Linked DNA regions of Homo sapiens: region 2 is linked to region 1. A link is a loop called in an ENCODE intact Hi-C map of the cell type or tissue named here. Cell type or tissue: psoas muscle. All regions are shown on one strand. Each heading gives the region's core, and the rest is flanking DNA. Links, peaks and the distances in the headings are about the cores only. Region 1 holds the start of MTTP (microsomal triglyceride transfer protein). Region 2 overlaps MTTP (microsomal triglyceride transfer protein).

Evidence for each region. Peaks named below come from ENCODE experiments on the same cell type or tissue, not always from the same donor. Only the 100,000 strongest peaks of a DNase experiment are listed, where the experiment ranks them.
Region 2: a loop joins it to region 1, with 3.0 times the contacts of the local background. A loop is called at or near these places in 13 of 110 quality-filtered maps.

The regions. Positions count from the first base shown.
Region 1 is chr4:99,568,310-99,576,657 of GRCh38, reverse strand. It overlaps MTTP (microsomal triglyceride transfer protein), which reads right to left and starts at 1,834. Exons shown (of 18, transcript NM_001386140.1): 1 at 1,688-1,834. The coding sequence starts at 1,748. In psoas muscle, for the core only: no CTCF peak of the experiment used is centred there; no DNase peak of the experiment used is centred there; H3K4me3 peaks cover 1,094 bases; H3K27ac peaks cover 1,439 bases.
Region 2 is chr4:99,618,465-99,626,812 of GRCh38, reverse strand. It overlaps MTTP (microsomal triglyceride transfer protein), which reads right to left. Exons shown (of 18, transcript NM_001386140.1): 16 at 7,715-7,839; 17 at 5,582-5,752; 18 at 2,816-4,136. The coding sequence ends at 3,965. Among named protein-coding and RNA genes, the nearest start is that of C4orf54, 35 kb to the left of the region's middle. In psoas muscle, for the core only: no CTCF peak of the experiment used is centred there; no DNase peak of the experiment used is centred there.

The sequences.
Region 1 (8,348 bases), core at 201-8,200:
AGTGGCGGGATCTCGGCTCACTGCAAGCTCCGCCTCCCGGGTTCACGCCATTCTCCTGCCGCAGCCTCCCAAGTAGCTGGGACTACAGGCGCCCGCCACTACGCCCGGCTAATTTTTTGTATTTTTAGTAGAGACGGGGTTTCACCGTTTTAGCCGGGATGGTCTCGATCTCCTGACCTCGTGATCCGCCCGCCTCGGCCTCCCAAAGTGCTGGGATTACAGGCGTGAGCCACCACGCCCGGCCTTAAATTTTTTATAAGTATATTTGAAAACATGAGGTCACCCAATGTTCTAGTTTATAAAATGGGAAAACAGGAGAAGCTCATGATAAGTACCATGTCTCAATTATTTTTCTCAAAATACTTATGGTATTAGGTTTGATACTATGGTATTTAAATCACACATATTTTGACTACTCAACAGTTTATTTGGCAGATGAAATAGTAAGTCCTCTATATAACACTCTCAGTCAGATATAATTTATAAATCTTCTTCTCATTAAAAAATTTCTTTTGTCCAAGTAAGAACTGTATGTTTAAATAGTAAATATTTAGAAATTGGTGAAAATATTTTCTTTAGTTCAAGAACCTACAGTGTGATTTGCTGAGGTGAATTGGTTTAAATTTAACCCTCTATTGCTCCAATAATGAAGATTAGGTTTTTTTCCTCATGTGGAAATTTTCTACACAAAAAATCCTGAGGCAAACTTTACTTTAATATCAAAAGCCACATTTATCCCTAACAGGTTTTATAAGTTTATAAGTGAATTGTTTTCTATCAATTACTTAGAGTACATGGTTTTAAAATTGGTCCCTATAACGCTATGTTGTTATATCAATTGGTTTTTAACAGTGTGTCTTCCTAAGAAACTAAAAAGTGATCATTTTACACAATGCAGCATTTGGAAAACCGATGTTTATAATGTAGCTGATCTGAAACATGATTCTATATTAATACACTTCACAACAGTTTTATGAAACCATTCCTCATAAAATGTTTTTTCACTTGCCTTTTCAATGGTATTAATTCATATGTATTTTTAAAATTAATTTCATCTTAAAATAGAAACTGTAAGTAGCAACATTATTTTTCCAAAGATAATGTCTTATTTCTTAAATCTGTATCAGGAAATTTAATTTTCTTTAATTCACTATGAATTCTATCATTTTTTAATTGTAACGGAATTAAATATATGTTGTGCCATTTCATTCATAATTCTTTGGCAAATCAAATGCCTTTTTCATTGGGTCTAATTCTTCTTGAGGTCACATTGCTAAGCAACTAAAAGAAAATTTAAGAACTCGGTTTTTAAAAAAAATCCTCATTTACAATTCAAATGAAGGAGCTGCATTCAATGTGACCAACAACAGCAGGTAACAATAGTGGGTATCTTTTTTCCTTCTTTTAAAAACAGACCATGAATGAGAAATTGAAGCAAGAACACACTGGTCTGAGGAACTGAAACTAAAAGAAATATCTGTTTTCTTAATGTTTGTAGGGATTTGAATTTGGTTTTCATTTCAACTCAGCCATGCTTTCACAAACATTCCAAAGTTACATGGTTTTGAAGATAGTTTAGTCAGAAACTCTTTCACTATTCACTCACACAAACACACACACACGCACGTATCTGCCTCCAACTCCAAAGATGGAAATTAAAGTTTAGCAAAAGGCAACACAAACTTACCTTTAACAGAAGCTGAATATGAGGAAATGAAGCAGAGAAAAAGCACAGCAAGAAGAATCATATTGACCAGCAATCCTCAACTGCATCCAGTGCCCAGCTAGGAGTCACTGAGAAGTGGACTCTTTCAATGGCAGCCAGTGAGGGAGTGACCCTCTTCAGAACCTGCAACAATCATGTTTATCTTTGGGGAAAGGTCAGACTCCAAACTCCAAAATCAGGACCTAAGTTCACTGAAGGGCTCACTATTAATGATTAAACGTAGGTGGGCTGCAGTTTTCAGTCTCTCACTCTTTTTAATTTTTTTCACCCAATGAGGAAACTTTAAATGTTTTCACTTTTGAGAGCTAAACCAAACCAGTCTACCATCCTATAAATGCAGAAGTACTGAGGGGCATTCAAAGAAAAAAACTGGTGGTGATACTTCTTTCTGCTTAATACATAATCATCATTATGCCTGTAATAGTAACTGCCTATATTCACATTACAATACTATGTGGGAGGGTAGTAAGGATTCTCAAACTCTGCTAAACCTAACCAAATTTTAATTTTTCTTGTATGGACATCTTTGAATTTTTATGCTATTATAAAAAATTCACACTGAATTTTAGGATTTAAATTTAAACTGTTAATTCATACCACCACCAATCACTTCAAAATAATGTTAAAGTAGATAGAACTTTCATGAAACATAGATGATTGTCCTTATGTGTGAAACTGTATGAGGTTGGAGCAAATCAGCATTGTCTGTCATTAGCACACTAGCAAGCCAATTATTTCATAGTAGACCTCTATTTGTGTCTGTGACAACACACATTTGTCTGAGTTCCCAAACAGGCTGGATGCAGTCCTGTCCTTTCTGAATCTCATTTCTAGGAAGAGATTAAGAGGGGGAATTCCAGATCTTAGTTCTTTTGCTACAGAATATTAATTAGAAAACTTCTGTAGAATTAAAGCAAATACCCTAGTATGGCTAAGGCCATACTAACTGAAGCAATCCTTGTCCCTGGAAACTCCCATGAGAGAGACCTGATATGAACAAAACCTACTAACCCTACTAGAGCACATAAAGCCTGCTAAACCTACTAAACCTATAAAATGAGGTGACTTAGGCCGCCTGTGGGAATGTTTTGGCAAAGAAGGGAAAAAATGTGCCAGCAAAGGGCTATTTGAATGTATTTAAAAATATTTATGGCCATATTTTAGTATAAAATGAATTCTTAAATCTATCCTGGTCACTCTCAAAACCCTTTTCTCAAACCGTAACCTTGAGCTTAAATCTTCCAGACAATCTAGGTAAAAGATAGTAGACTTGATACAGACACAATGCAATTTAAAATGTAAAAATCTACAAAGTTAAGCATATTTCCTCTTGAATTATATATATGAAGATCGAAACATGAAAATTGTTTGTTCTTCTATTGGGATTAGAATTTCATTTGCTGTCACAAATTTTGTATAAAAAATATAGCTATAGTACCTAGCAAAAATAAATTGTTTGGTTGGAGAAACCCCCTTAAGTTATAAATACGAAGTTTTCCGGGAGTTAAACAGAAAAGTAGCTTTGTTAAAGAAATATAAGTTTTTATGAAGAGTAGGGATTTTGAATACAAGGCAATGTGAAAGTGCTTTGTTACTTTCCATTTGAATAGATTTCTACAGTTTGCCACAATTTCTGTGATACATACATAGGGATATAAAATCATTATAGTCACTTGAACTTTACTTACATATTTATTTAAATTAAAAGCTAGTTTGTATTGTATTTGATTGTATGAGAGCTGTCCTTATGTATTTTCATTTGAGGCTCACAGTTACAAGACCTTTAATGTTTGTGGTTAGGCTATGTGGTGCATGATACGTGCCCTTCGGGTAAAGTACTATTCGTTGTCAAGTGTTTTCCAGAGTCCAACCAATAAAAGACATATCACTATTGCCTAACAAACTAAATTCTATTTCATTTGAGCATTTGATTTCCACTAGAAAGCTCCTATGAGTCACTGTATTAAGTAGCAATTTCAACATAAGATGTTCAAATAAGGCTGCTTCTGCTGGTTATAAATAACATCATCCTTTTATAAAATATAAACATAACTTTTTTCTTTTTACAAGGACATTTTAGAAAAGACTTCTGGAGATTGTTTCATTACAGATGACATAAGAATGCCAAAGCCTTTCCAAATTCAGTAAACTCTGTGTATCGAAGAAGTATGCTCTTCTGTTACTGTTGATCGTCCACAGCAAACACTGTGCAAACATGTGAGCACTACCTCCTAAAACTCACCAGCTATTTTACATAATATGTGAAGCAGGGCAGAAGCAAAGCACAGTAAAAAAACAAGAGCTGCCATCTATGGAACAATTACATACTTTGTTAATCACCTTACGTTTTTATAATAATCCTTACAACAGTCATTTGACATATTAGAAAAATGAGTCTCAGATTAATTTACTGAAGTGATATTAGGACTACAGAAAAATAAACCTTGAAACCTAGACCCAAGTATTCTTCTTTGCTTAAAAAAAATTACAGGTGGGGAGTGAGAAAAAAATTGATTTCTTACAGATGACATGCAATTGTTAATTGGGACTGTCTTCATAATAAGTCATCACAATTTTGTATGAAAACTAACAGAGCCCTTGATTTTTGTGAAATTGTGGTTAGACATTCAGGCTGAACATACAGGGGTAAAACTGATCTATGATAGTTAGATCAAAATCAAATGATACATTTCAAAACAATGCTATTGCAATGAAATTCCTTAGGTAGTACATGACACTGTGAAATATTTGCTATACTTCCATTTGCATTGATAAATAAGGAGACTATGAAATAAAGATGGATGATTAATTCCAAAGTACAGTTGTGTTTCTGTTGAGTGTCAGAGGTTGTCAGGAGTTAACGTATTTTCTTAGATTAGAAGACAAATGAACTTCACCCCACTAAAGGTTGGAAGGAAATGTATTACCCTACTAGATATAGAAAGTCAGGATGTATGAAAGCTATGTGAAAAAACAGTCTGTTTATAACATTGAAACACTTTGTTCTTAGAAAGAAGCATGACATTAATGAAAAAAAAATTTAGAAGGACACTTTAAGTTATCCCTACATGGTCATAATAGTTTAAACTCTAAAAGTATTTTCAAATCAATGAGGGAGTTAGCATTTTGAAAGAATCTTGAAAAAATTTCTTAAGTTAAAAATATTCTTAATGTGATGACTTTTTTTATTCCAAGGCAAAATTATATAGGAATACATACAATATTTTGAAAGGTATTGTTTAAAAATTCTCTACGAGAAAATAAAGATTCACTGAATTCCTTATCAAAAGCAAACTTGGTTTGAAACACTGGGAATCTAAAACTCCAAAAAGAACATTCATTTTTCCAAAATAGAGTCACTAACCAAATTTTCTACCCCCTATACATATATACGCACATACAAATTTGACAACAACCAAAAAAATCCTTTGTATCATATCAGTTACCATAAAAGGATTCTAAATTATCTTTGACCACACAAAACTGAATTGCTAGCATTTAAAGGAGAGAATTGATGTAAACTCTTTTAGTAGACTACTGTAAATACAATAAGATTTTAATTTTGATCAGAATAAATTTATCAGACATTTAAAAAAAGAAATTTCAAAACCTAAAATATAATAATATCCAAGTATAAATGCAATTTTCCTTTTAAAGTATATACGATACAACAATTACATTTATGAACTAATTCTTAATATGTAGATATAAAAATATGAATTTATTTGAAGTGGAACAAGAAGCCAATTGTTTTAAATAATTACCAAAATAAGAAAATAAAAAATGTTAAAGAGAGGTCAAGAGATATAGAGGATAGAGTGAGTGGTGCAAAGGCAATATTTGGGGAATATATTTGAAGAATTTCCAAGAACTATTGAAAGGCACTGTATCAGTTCTCCATAGCTACCATAACAAATTACCACAAAACTTAGTGGCTTAAAACAGCAGATTTATTGTCTTATACTCTTGGAGGTCAGAAGTCTAACACTGGTCTCACAGGGATAAAATGAAAGTATTGGCAGGTGTATCCCTTTCTGGAGGCTTTAGGGGAGAATTTGTTTCTTACCTTTTCTAGCTTCTAGAAGCTACCTGCATTCCTTGACTCGTGGTCCCTTCCTGCATTTACAAATCCAGCAAGAGTAAGCTGAATCCTTTTTACTTCATATCACTCTGACCATCTCTTCTGTCTCCCTCTTCCGTTTTATGAATCCTTGTGATTATACTGGGCCTGCCTAAATAATCCAGGATAATCTTTTTACCCTGAGGTCTGTGGATTGGTAACTTTAATTTCATCTACAACCTTAACTTAGACTATCACAGGTTCTGGAGATTAAGACATTTAAGATCTTTGGGGAGCCATTGTCTGCCTATCACAGATACCAATCCACAGATTCACGAGGCTCAATAAGTCTTAAGCAGGATAATTTTTAAAACACACATACACACAAGTAGATACATCATAATTAAACTGCAGAATATCAGAGAGAGAGAGAAGATATTTAAAGGAACTAGATAGAGAGGACAGATTATTTTCAAGAAGAAAGAGAAGCAGACAACTACTAAATTATTAACAGTATCAATGAAAATTAGGAGACATTAGAATGTTGTCTTCAATGTGCTGAGAGAAAATACTTGTGAATTAAGTATTCTATATATATTCTGTAAAGATGTCTTTTAAGTATAAACTTGAAATAGAGATTTTCCAGAAAAACTAAAACTGAAAATTTACCAGTAAAGGACTCCTCCAAATGACATCTTTAAAAATCTGCTTCAATTAGAAAAAAATTGACCCCAGATAAAATCTGAGATGCAAGAAGGGATGAAGAGCAAAGAAAGTATGGTGGAGAAACACACTGGCTCTTAATAACAGTGTCTTGTGGAGTTAGGCATAAAGTGCACAAAAAAAAAACATTAAAAATGGTGTCACAAGGAACTTTGTGGTATAGTGAAAATTTGGATACCATGTTTGGTTAATGACAAAAATAGTTCAATAAATTATGGCGTATCAATTCAACAGAATTCCATGAAGCCATTTTAAAATAATACTATAAAAGTGTGTATTTTGTATAGTTTGGTATATGTAAATATGTAAACTTGTAAATATAGTATATTTACCATATCTTAGTAAGTAAAGGAAGCAGTCTGGTAAACAGCAGATGTAGATATGGTTTGAGATTTCTTGTTTAAACAATATACATACATATGAGCACAGAAAAAGGATTAGAACAATATTCACTGAACACCTTAATAATTATTATCCCTGAGAGACGGAATATAGTTTGTGCTTGCATTTTCTTTTTTTGCCATTATATTTTCTCACATTGTATAATGTATATGTTACTTTAAAATAGGTTTATTGTTTATAACAGTTTTAGATTTACAGAAAAATTGCTAAAATAACACAAAGATTTCTCATATAGCCTGCACAGTTACTTCTGTTAATAACTTACATTAGTGTAGTTGATTTGTTATTATTAATAAACCAATATTAATATATTATTAACTAAAATTCATACTTTATTTAGGTTACTTTTGTTTTTACCTAATTCTTTTTTTCTTTTCCAATCTCCCATCCAGGGTACATTACATTTAGTTCTCAAGTATCTTTAGGCTCCTCTTGGCTGTAATAGCTCTGAGGAGAAATGGTCAGATACTTCGCAAGATATTCCTCTAGTGAATTTTTGTGGTATTTTTCTCATGATTTGACTGAGGTTGTTAAGTTTGGAGGAGGAATACCACAGAGGTAAAGTGCTATTTTCTTGATACCACATTACATCAGAGGTACATAATATCAACATGATTTATCTCTATTTACATTGACTTTGATCACCTGGCTCAGCAGTGTTGTCAGATTTCTCCATTGTAAAGTTAATTGTTTTTCTTCACCCTTTTTTTCATAGTGCACTCTTTGGAAGGAAATGCTATGTACATCCCACATTTATGGAGTGAGGAGTTATGTTCCTCCTCCTTGAGGGTGGAGTAGCTACGTAAATTATTTGAATTCCTCCACATGGGAAATTTGTCTTTAATTTCCAATTGATTTATTTAATCACTATATCAATAAGGACTTGTGGATATTTAATTTATACTTTGGGTTAAGGTTGAATCCTTCTTTGTTGCAACAATTGTTCTATCTTTAGCCACTGGGAGTTCCTTCAGTTGGCCCCGTTCCTTTGACATACCCCATAAATGTGTTTTGTTTGGGTTCTGGTTTTAGTTTTGGTTTTTAGCATCTCCTTATTATCTGGCACTGCAAGATGCTCCCAGGTCATCTTGTGCATTTTTACTCCAATCTTAGAATCACTCATTTCTCCAAGAATCTCTGGTTTCCTTTATTGAAGAACTGTACTAGAAACCAAGATCTGGACACTAGGTGTGCTCATTTTTACAGCATCAAGTCTCTCAATCTATGAACACATATCTCTCCATTTATTTAGATCTTCTTTGACTTCTTTCATCAGAGTTTTGCAACTTCTTCATGTAGATTCTGCTCAAATTTTTTAGATTTATACCTATTTCATTTTGGAGGGGTTGTTTCTTTTTAATTTCAAGTTCCAGTTCTGCACTGCTGCTATATAGGAAGGCAATTGACTTTTGCATGTTAACCTTATATCATGTGACC
Region 2 (8,348 bases), core at 94-8,093, 50 kb before region 1:
ATTTTTTGTAGAGATGAGGGTCTTCCTATGTTACTCAGGCTGGTCTCAAACTCCTGGCCTCAAGCAATCATCCCACCTTGGCCTCCCAAAGTGCTGGGATTACAGGTGTGGGCCGCCATACCCAGCCAAATACATTTTTTTATTTATTCGAAATATAGTGCTAACTTCACACCCACTAGGATGACTATAATCAAAAAGAAGTATATTAATAAGTGTTGGTGAGAATGTGGAAATATCAGAACCCTTATACACTGCTGGTGGGAATGTAAAATGGTTCAGTTACATTGGAGAAAATTCTGGCAGTTCTCAAAAAGTTAAATATAGTGTTACCATTTGAGTCACCAATTGTACTGCTAAGTATAAAGAAATGTAAACACATGCCCACCAAAAAGTTTGTACACAAATGTTCATAGCGGAATTATTCATAATATCCAGAAGGTGGAAACAAACCAAATGTCCATTAACTAATGAATGGATAAACACATGGCATAACTGTATAGTGCAATATTATTTGACCATAAAAAAGAATAAAGTGCTCATACATGCTACAACGTGTACGAAACTTGAAAACACAATGCTAAGTGAAAGAAGCCAGTCACAAAAGACTACATAGTATATATGAGTGCATTTATATGAATTGTCCACAATGAATCTAGGCACAGAAAGTAGGCTAGTGATTTCCTAGGGCTGGGAGATGGGTACATTGGAAGTGATAGCTAAAGTGTACAGGTTTCTTTTTGGAATGATGGATGCGTTCTACAATTGATTATGGTGGGCTTCTGATTCCATCAGAGGAGGAGACTGAACGACCACAGAGAAAGGGCAACAAGTCCGCCGGGCGCAGTGGCTTACACCAGTAATCCCAGCACTTTGGGAGGCCAAGGCAGGCAGATCACGAGGTCAGGAGATCAAGACCATCCTGGCTAACACGGTGAGACCCTGTCTCTACTAAAAACACAAAAAATTAGCCAGGCATGATGGCGGGCGCCTGCAGTCCCTGCTACTCGGGAGGCTGAGGCGGGAGAATGGCATGAACCTGGGAGGAAGAGGTTGCAGTGAGCTGAGATTGCGCCGCTGCACTGCAGCCTGGGCGACCGAGCAAGACTCTGTCTCAAAAAAAAAGAAAGGGCAACAACTCTTAGCTTTATTGCTGCTGTCACATGTTTCTCATTTTCATAACCTACTGTCTGTATTCGTTTGGCAGCAAATCTTTAAAACCAAAAGCATGTGGGAAACATCCTATAATGGGTTCAGAGAGCAGGTTCTGAGGTGAAACTACTCATATTTGAGTCCTGGTTCTTTCACTTTCTAAGTGAGAAAGTGTCTTCTGTGGGGCAAATTAAATGTCTTGTGTGCCCAATATTGTACTATTCAATACAGCAGCTTCTAGCCACATGCATCTACTGAACACTTGAAATGTGTCTCATCCAAACTGAAATGTGCTTTATATACAAGATATATACCACATTTTGAAGACCTAATCTTCCCCACAAAAGTAAAGCTTCCCATTAATAATTTTTATGTTACTTATATATTGATACGATAATACTTTGGATATTTTGGGTTAAATAAAATATATTATTACAGTTTACTTCGCCTGTTTTGGTTTACATTTTTAATGTGGCTACTAGAAATTCCAAATTGCTTATGTGACTCATATTATATTTCTCTTAGTGCTGATCTATCATATGGAAATAATGCTACCTATTAAATATAGTTTTTATGAAGATTAAATTAATGTACGGAAAAGGCTTTAAAATACCTCGCATATAATAGGCACTCAGTAAGTGTTAGCTTTAACACTTACTTGAAGGTGGTCAGTTTAGAGAAGCAGGGAGCAACTTGTCACAGGCAGGACTGCAACATGAGCCAGGGAATGACAATAACACTTCACAGAAGAAAAGAAGCCACGCTAATCTTAAAGCTTGCAGGAAAGATCTGACTGGACAGAGGCCTGGAGATTCACATTAGGGGGCTATACAATTCCCAAATAGATGTCTTTTCAGAAGACAAATGTGTCTGTATGCTGGCATTTATAATGGAGAAGTAGTCAGAACTAGAGGACTGCAAATGAGGTTTAAAGTTATTTTTCTGGCTCCAATATCTTATTTCCAAATGTGGACTATCACTCTACCCCTCTTCATTTTCTGTCTTGTTTATCTACAAAGGAGTTACTGTTTGTCCTATGCTGCTGCTTTCTTGTTTCTTTGGAGCATGTTAGAGTTGCTCAGGATCATCCATTCTCCACTGGGTGGGCAGATACTTGGCTCAGCAGCCCAGTAAACAGTTGGGAAATGGCAAAACACTAACATTCAGAGCACCACAGTCATCATTGTTAAGTAAATGATTACATTTTGCAGAGGTGGCTGTGATTTGTTAAACCTCACAGGGCTGAAGCGCCTGAGTCCACAACATCTTCAGCTTAGTACCCTAGACCAACTCACTTTCCCTGCGACGTCAGCATCTTTACAGAGTGGTTTCCCCAAGGCTGATGCTACCACATACCATGCTCCACCCACCACCTTAGTTTCTGATTCCTTTCTTCCTTTTTAGTAACATGACAGTAAAGGGGCCAGTCCAGAGCTTTATGAAAACTGGGGTTATGGCATGTTTTCAAGCTCACACGTCCTTAAGAGGTTCTGACTGCTGATATTTTCAGTGGCCCATTTTTCAAATGGGTCTGGTCTCCCATCTAGAGAACCTGGCCTGACCTGTATTGCTGCAGAGGCTTAACTGTGTATGTGTCTAGGCTCAGAAAGTGGCAGGAATGAGAAATATGGTGTTGGAAGTAACAAAAGACAAAAGGAATTCAATATGATTTCTACATATTTATTTTATCACACTTCGTTTTCAATTTACAACAAATAGTGGGCTAGCTAAACTTTCATTTCATGTGTCTGTGTTTAGTGGAAAATAAGGACCTGTCATTTGTTTTGGGTTTATCACCACATCTGTTTATTAATAAATATTTGCAAATGTTCAACATGGATCTTTTAATTCATACAAATAAAAACATTTTTTTCCTTATTTCATATTTTGGAAATCCAAATCCACCAGTTTCTTGAAGCAATGTTCTCTTAGTCATCCTAGCTATTGTGCAGAGTACAGTTAAATGAACTAGAGCTCTCACCCCCAAAAAGGTGAGATAAAATGAGGATGTCCCTTAGAGGACAGTGTACCATATTACAGTCTCAAAAAGACACAGCAAAAGAAAAATCAAATGGAGTTTCTGAAATTAATTTTCCTGATTCCTCTGTGCTAGGTCCAATATTTTTGCAGGGCTGGAGGTAGAGACCTGAATGTCTTTGGAACAACCTCACTAAAATGGTCAGCAGAAAGATGAGATGTTATTTCTATGTGCCTTCTACCTTAAGGCTTAAAACTAACAATAACAGAGACATAAATATTAATTCTTGAAGTTGGCTAACAAGTCTTTTAAAAGTCTTGTCCCTTCTCCCTGGGCCCCCAACTCCAAAAAAAGAGAAAAAAAATGGTTTGTTTGTGTCTTACTTTTTTTTTTTTTTTTTTTCCTGATTAGGGAACGTGTTTGGTTTTCCCGTCATGCTTAAGGAAGTCCTATCAAGAGCTTCATATACATTGATCAAAAATTGTTGAAACAAAATTGGGTTCTCCTTGTGTGGTTTTGTTTTTATTTTTGTTTTTAACAAACACTAGTTTCCTCTTAGAGAATAACTATTCTGACTGTACCAAATGAGATTTGAGAGAGGTATAAGTAAACTAAGAACGTTGTTGAAAGCGTCACATGATGATTCAAAATGACGCTGTGGGTAGCATACTGCATATACCCAAATTTGATCAAACTGCAGTTTTTTGTAGCTTTTTACAAAAATCTTAAATACAGGTAAATATGTAAACGCTGTGCTCTCAGAGAGCAAGTACTTAGTCATGCCACATTGTGTCCCTTTCGGGGAGACAAATTCAAGTAAAATATCACAGGTCAGTTTCAAAACCATCCGCTGGAAGTACTATCCGGCTGAGGGGCAAACACCACTTTGCACATCTCTGAGTTCTCTTGATGGAGCGGGAATTCACATCCTGCTAATACGCTTTCTTTTCTTTTCTGAGAGACATAACCTCTGCCTGTGGACAGCCTTTCGTACTTTTTCTCAAATTGCCTGTACAACAACAGCAACAATAACAGAATTACACACACAGTTAAGTCACCCTATACCTCTCCAGCCAAGTTACTGAATGTACTTGAAGTTTCTGTTCCAAAGCAATCTGAGAAAGGATATGAGTGTCAAAGGCTACTCCATGAATGGGTGATTTTCTTCTCATTTCTTTTTATATCAACAGAAACACTTCAAATGCCTGGGATATGGGAGTCCTGCCATACATTTTTCTAGAATGAAAGACTAAATTCATTTCAGCTTTTTGGTGATGCCATTAAGCTTTGCAGGCTGTGCTGTGTCTCACCCTTCATTCCAGAAGCCCCACCTTGGGAGCACTCTCCTTTTGAGTAACAGGCAAGCCCAGCTGGATTTAAGCAGAGAATGCGGACAGAGAAACATTCTAAGAGCTCTGGCCCAAGGCAAATGTGGAACCAAACCAATTAATCATGTGGGTGGGTTGGTGGTCACTGCATTTCAACCATTAGAAGGTTGGGGTTTTTAAAATGCATTTGTGGAGGTTCATTCTAGATATAACTTAATGTAAGTTAGTGACAGCTTAATAGTTTAACTATAAAGCACAATCTTTTATTCTCTGAAAATACAACTGACTCGTTTACTTTTATATAATCAATGCGTTTTTTAATATGAATCATGAAATGTCAGTAAAATAATGAAGGTGCTCAATTTTGGCCTACTTAAAAAAGGAGATGATGTAAGATGTGGCTTGCTGTTTTAACTGTACAAATGACCCTTATGCTTACCGTAGGTCAACTATTATGAAAGGGTCAGTGCTACCTAGACTCAAGGCATTCTAGCTCTATGTGATAGTATTGTTACAAATAATGGTTACAAAATTCAAATGACACAGCACAAATGTTACATGGAAATTATATCTTTGTATTTTAAAACACTAACTATTTTACCAAAAGCATTATTTAAAAAAATTCAGAATCCCAAACTCTGAAACTTGAGCCAAAACTTAAACAGGGTCAAGTTGCTGCTATATGGAATACTTAAAAATTGCGAATTCATTTTGGCCCTTAAACATGGTAAATGGATTGCCAGGTGTTTTATTTGAAATCTTTTGTCCAGCAGTTTATTGTGAAGATACCAGACAGTAAATGTGTATCTGATTTTTTTTATGAAACTATGTGGCAACTCCTATGGTAAATCATAGGCCTTTCTTTCCTGGATAAATTGTTTCTGGATTAGAATATGATAACTATCTCCAGAATCAAATGAACTAGTCATTAGATTTTTTTTTGGTATCCCAGAAACTGACTTTTTTTGGCCTTATCAATTATTCTTCTACTCATTTAAAGAAAATTCATCTTTCCCTGGGTTTCTACTGTTTTGTTTTAATTCTGAAACTGAATGTTCTAAACTGAATGCAAGTTCCTGGTGCACTGGGGATGGTCCTGGAACATGACCTGAACGCTGCATCTTACCTGAATGGAGCTTCATCCTTGTCCATCTGCATGCAAACTAAGAATGGGTACTGAGAAAACTGCACTGTGGAGATAAACTCCAAGCCTGCTTCTGTTTCTGTACTGGTTTCCAGGCCAGCTTTCACAAAAGAGGAGTCCACTGTGATGTCAGTGGTTATTACCACAGTCACCCTAAACATTTGAGAAAAAAAGAAAAAACTTGTTCATATTATATTTAATGGTATTGGACTAACAGCTGTAACTTTACAGGGTCTGAACGTATGATGCCAGTGACTGGAAGGAAACACTTAAGGGATTCAGAGGTGACCTGGATGTGCTTAGAGTTCTGCTGGTAACCAGGGCCTGGTGAGTCTCAGATATTGGGCAGGGAAGGTTTGCCCTTCCCCTGAGCTCTCCCCTGCCTTCAGTTGCAGATGTGGGGAGTGTCTGTAAGATACTACATTGTTTTGTATGGGCATAACAAAGACCAAAATGAAAACATTCTTGGAACCCAGTCCTCTCAGCAGGTCAGAAATACCCAAGTTATATTAAAATGGAGTCTAAACTCACCAAGAAGACAATCGATGCTTATAGTTTTTTGTTAACTATCTCTCTGTTGGCTTCTAGGCAGCTATTTTAATTCCATTTCATTACCTTCTCCAAAGAGTCTCTAGAGGCGTAAGCCCTTGATTGCCAAGATATTTGAAAAAATATTGTGTTACAAAAAATCATTCTTACAGTGGGGCATGTACAGTAGGTCCTAGGAGGAAAAATATGGTGGGTCCTTTAATGATGCTCTAGATAACTGGATAAACAGATTGCATTGGCTGGGGAATGTGCCCTGGATAATGATGAAGAGGATAAATAATTTCAACAGAAGACTTACTTCTACTGTAATTGAATTGTGGACTTTAAATCAAACTGTGAGAAACTGCTTTCACAATTAAATGAGAGTTTTATGCCCTTATGTTTTGACAGGAATATTAATTTTTGCTGCGCAAATTAAAACCCCTGCTGCTGTTATGATCAGTGTAAAAATAGGTCAGAGGTCGTTTTAATCCCTGAATCACTTAGAGTACCTTCTGATGTCCTATATTCAGCAAAGGTTTAAAAGATATTTTTTTCAAATGAACAAGTGGAAATGGAAGACAGATTGGTTACAATATGGATAAGGGTAGATTCTTAAGGATACTGTGTACTTTTTTAAAAAATCCAAATTACTTTTTGTTGTTGTTGCTGTTGTTGATTTCTCTTTGCAAAGAATTCAATTCCATTTCATTTGGAAAAACTTCTGTCTAGAAAGTACTTTGGAAAGAGGTGAAAGATGACTGATTATGTGGGAAGCCCTAAGTTATATTGTGAACCTTTTGATGACCAGTGTCATTTTTCATTCTGTGTTTCCTTTTGGTAACACTGTGGGTCACACTTCACATTAAATGTGCTACTGTTTGATTGCTCTCAGTTCCTTCATCCATAGCTCAAGATGAATCAAAAATTTGATTTTATCACATATCTCACTTTTGCCTGAATGTGTTTTTAAATATCAAAAAATTAAAATTAGTTGCATTTCTATTTCCTTTTTAAAAATTCTGTAACAGAAGGCTAATAATTTTCATCTTCACACTAGTTCAAAGACATTGTTTTATATTCAAAGTAAAACACTTTCATTAAATCTCACAGGTAGATTAGAAAAATTAAAGGAGCTTAGAGTATTTTATTTAGAAAAAGGAATGCTGATGAAAAGACTTAAGGACTCTTAACATTTAATAGTTAGTTTCTGCACAGATGAAATTATCTATTTTATTTTTCCCCACTGAAGACAACAAAAGAGGAAAGTTTACCTTAAAGTGAAATTTCTTCTCTTGGTGGAATACCAAAAGAAGATGAACCATCTGATTCACAGGGCATCCTGTCTATGTATGTCTTTAAAAGCAGGAAAATTCTTGGCTGAGTCATATTAGGTACTGACCTGCTCATAAGAAGCTATAGACAGAATAATTTCCTATGATCACTTCCAACTCTATCGTTTTATAATTCCAAATAGAAAGCATAGATTTTGAAAAGTCAGAAGATTAATTCCCAAAACATATTTCGGAAGTTCTCTGTATATAGTCTTATATGTAATTCATAAATGTATAATGCATAAACACTTACCTATTTTTCACTCGGGTTTTAGACTCACGATACCACAAGCTAAACTCCATTGCACCTGAAATATCAATAGCTAGACCACCCTGGACCTCTATATTGGCTTTTAGTCCAGATTGTAACTGAAGTTCCTAGAAGAAAAAAGCATAATAATAGTTATAAAAATAATAAGTACAATTTAGTTAACCCCCTTTCCAATGGCACATTTGACCTCCTGCTGTAGATAATTCCATTTGAGTTGTGTTGATGTTGGAGTCTTTCTCTAGGCTTGGAAACATGCTGTCCTAATTTTAAGCACCGGAAGTAGACTCTGTTGATTTGCTAAATTAATTAGTCAATTAAAATACCAGAGTGATGAAGTGCCAATTAAGAAGGATGTTTTCCTTCAATCATTGCTACACTTTGAAAGGAACAATGGTTCTCAAAGTGTGTTTCTGTGAACAACAGCATCAGCATTGCCTGGGAACTGGTTTGAAGTACAGATTATAAGTTCCCCTTCATACCTACTAAATTAGAAACTCTGAGGATGGGGTCTAGCAATCTATGTTTTAACAAGCCCTTGTATGATTCTGATCCACCTAAATTTGGAAACTTTTGAACTAAGGAAAATGAAGGCATCTCCATCAGAAATCTAGCTGTG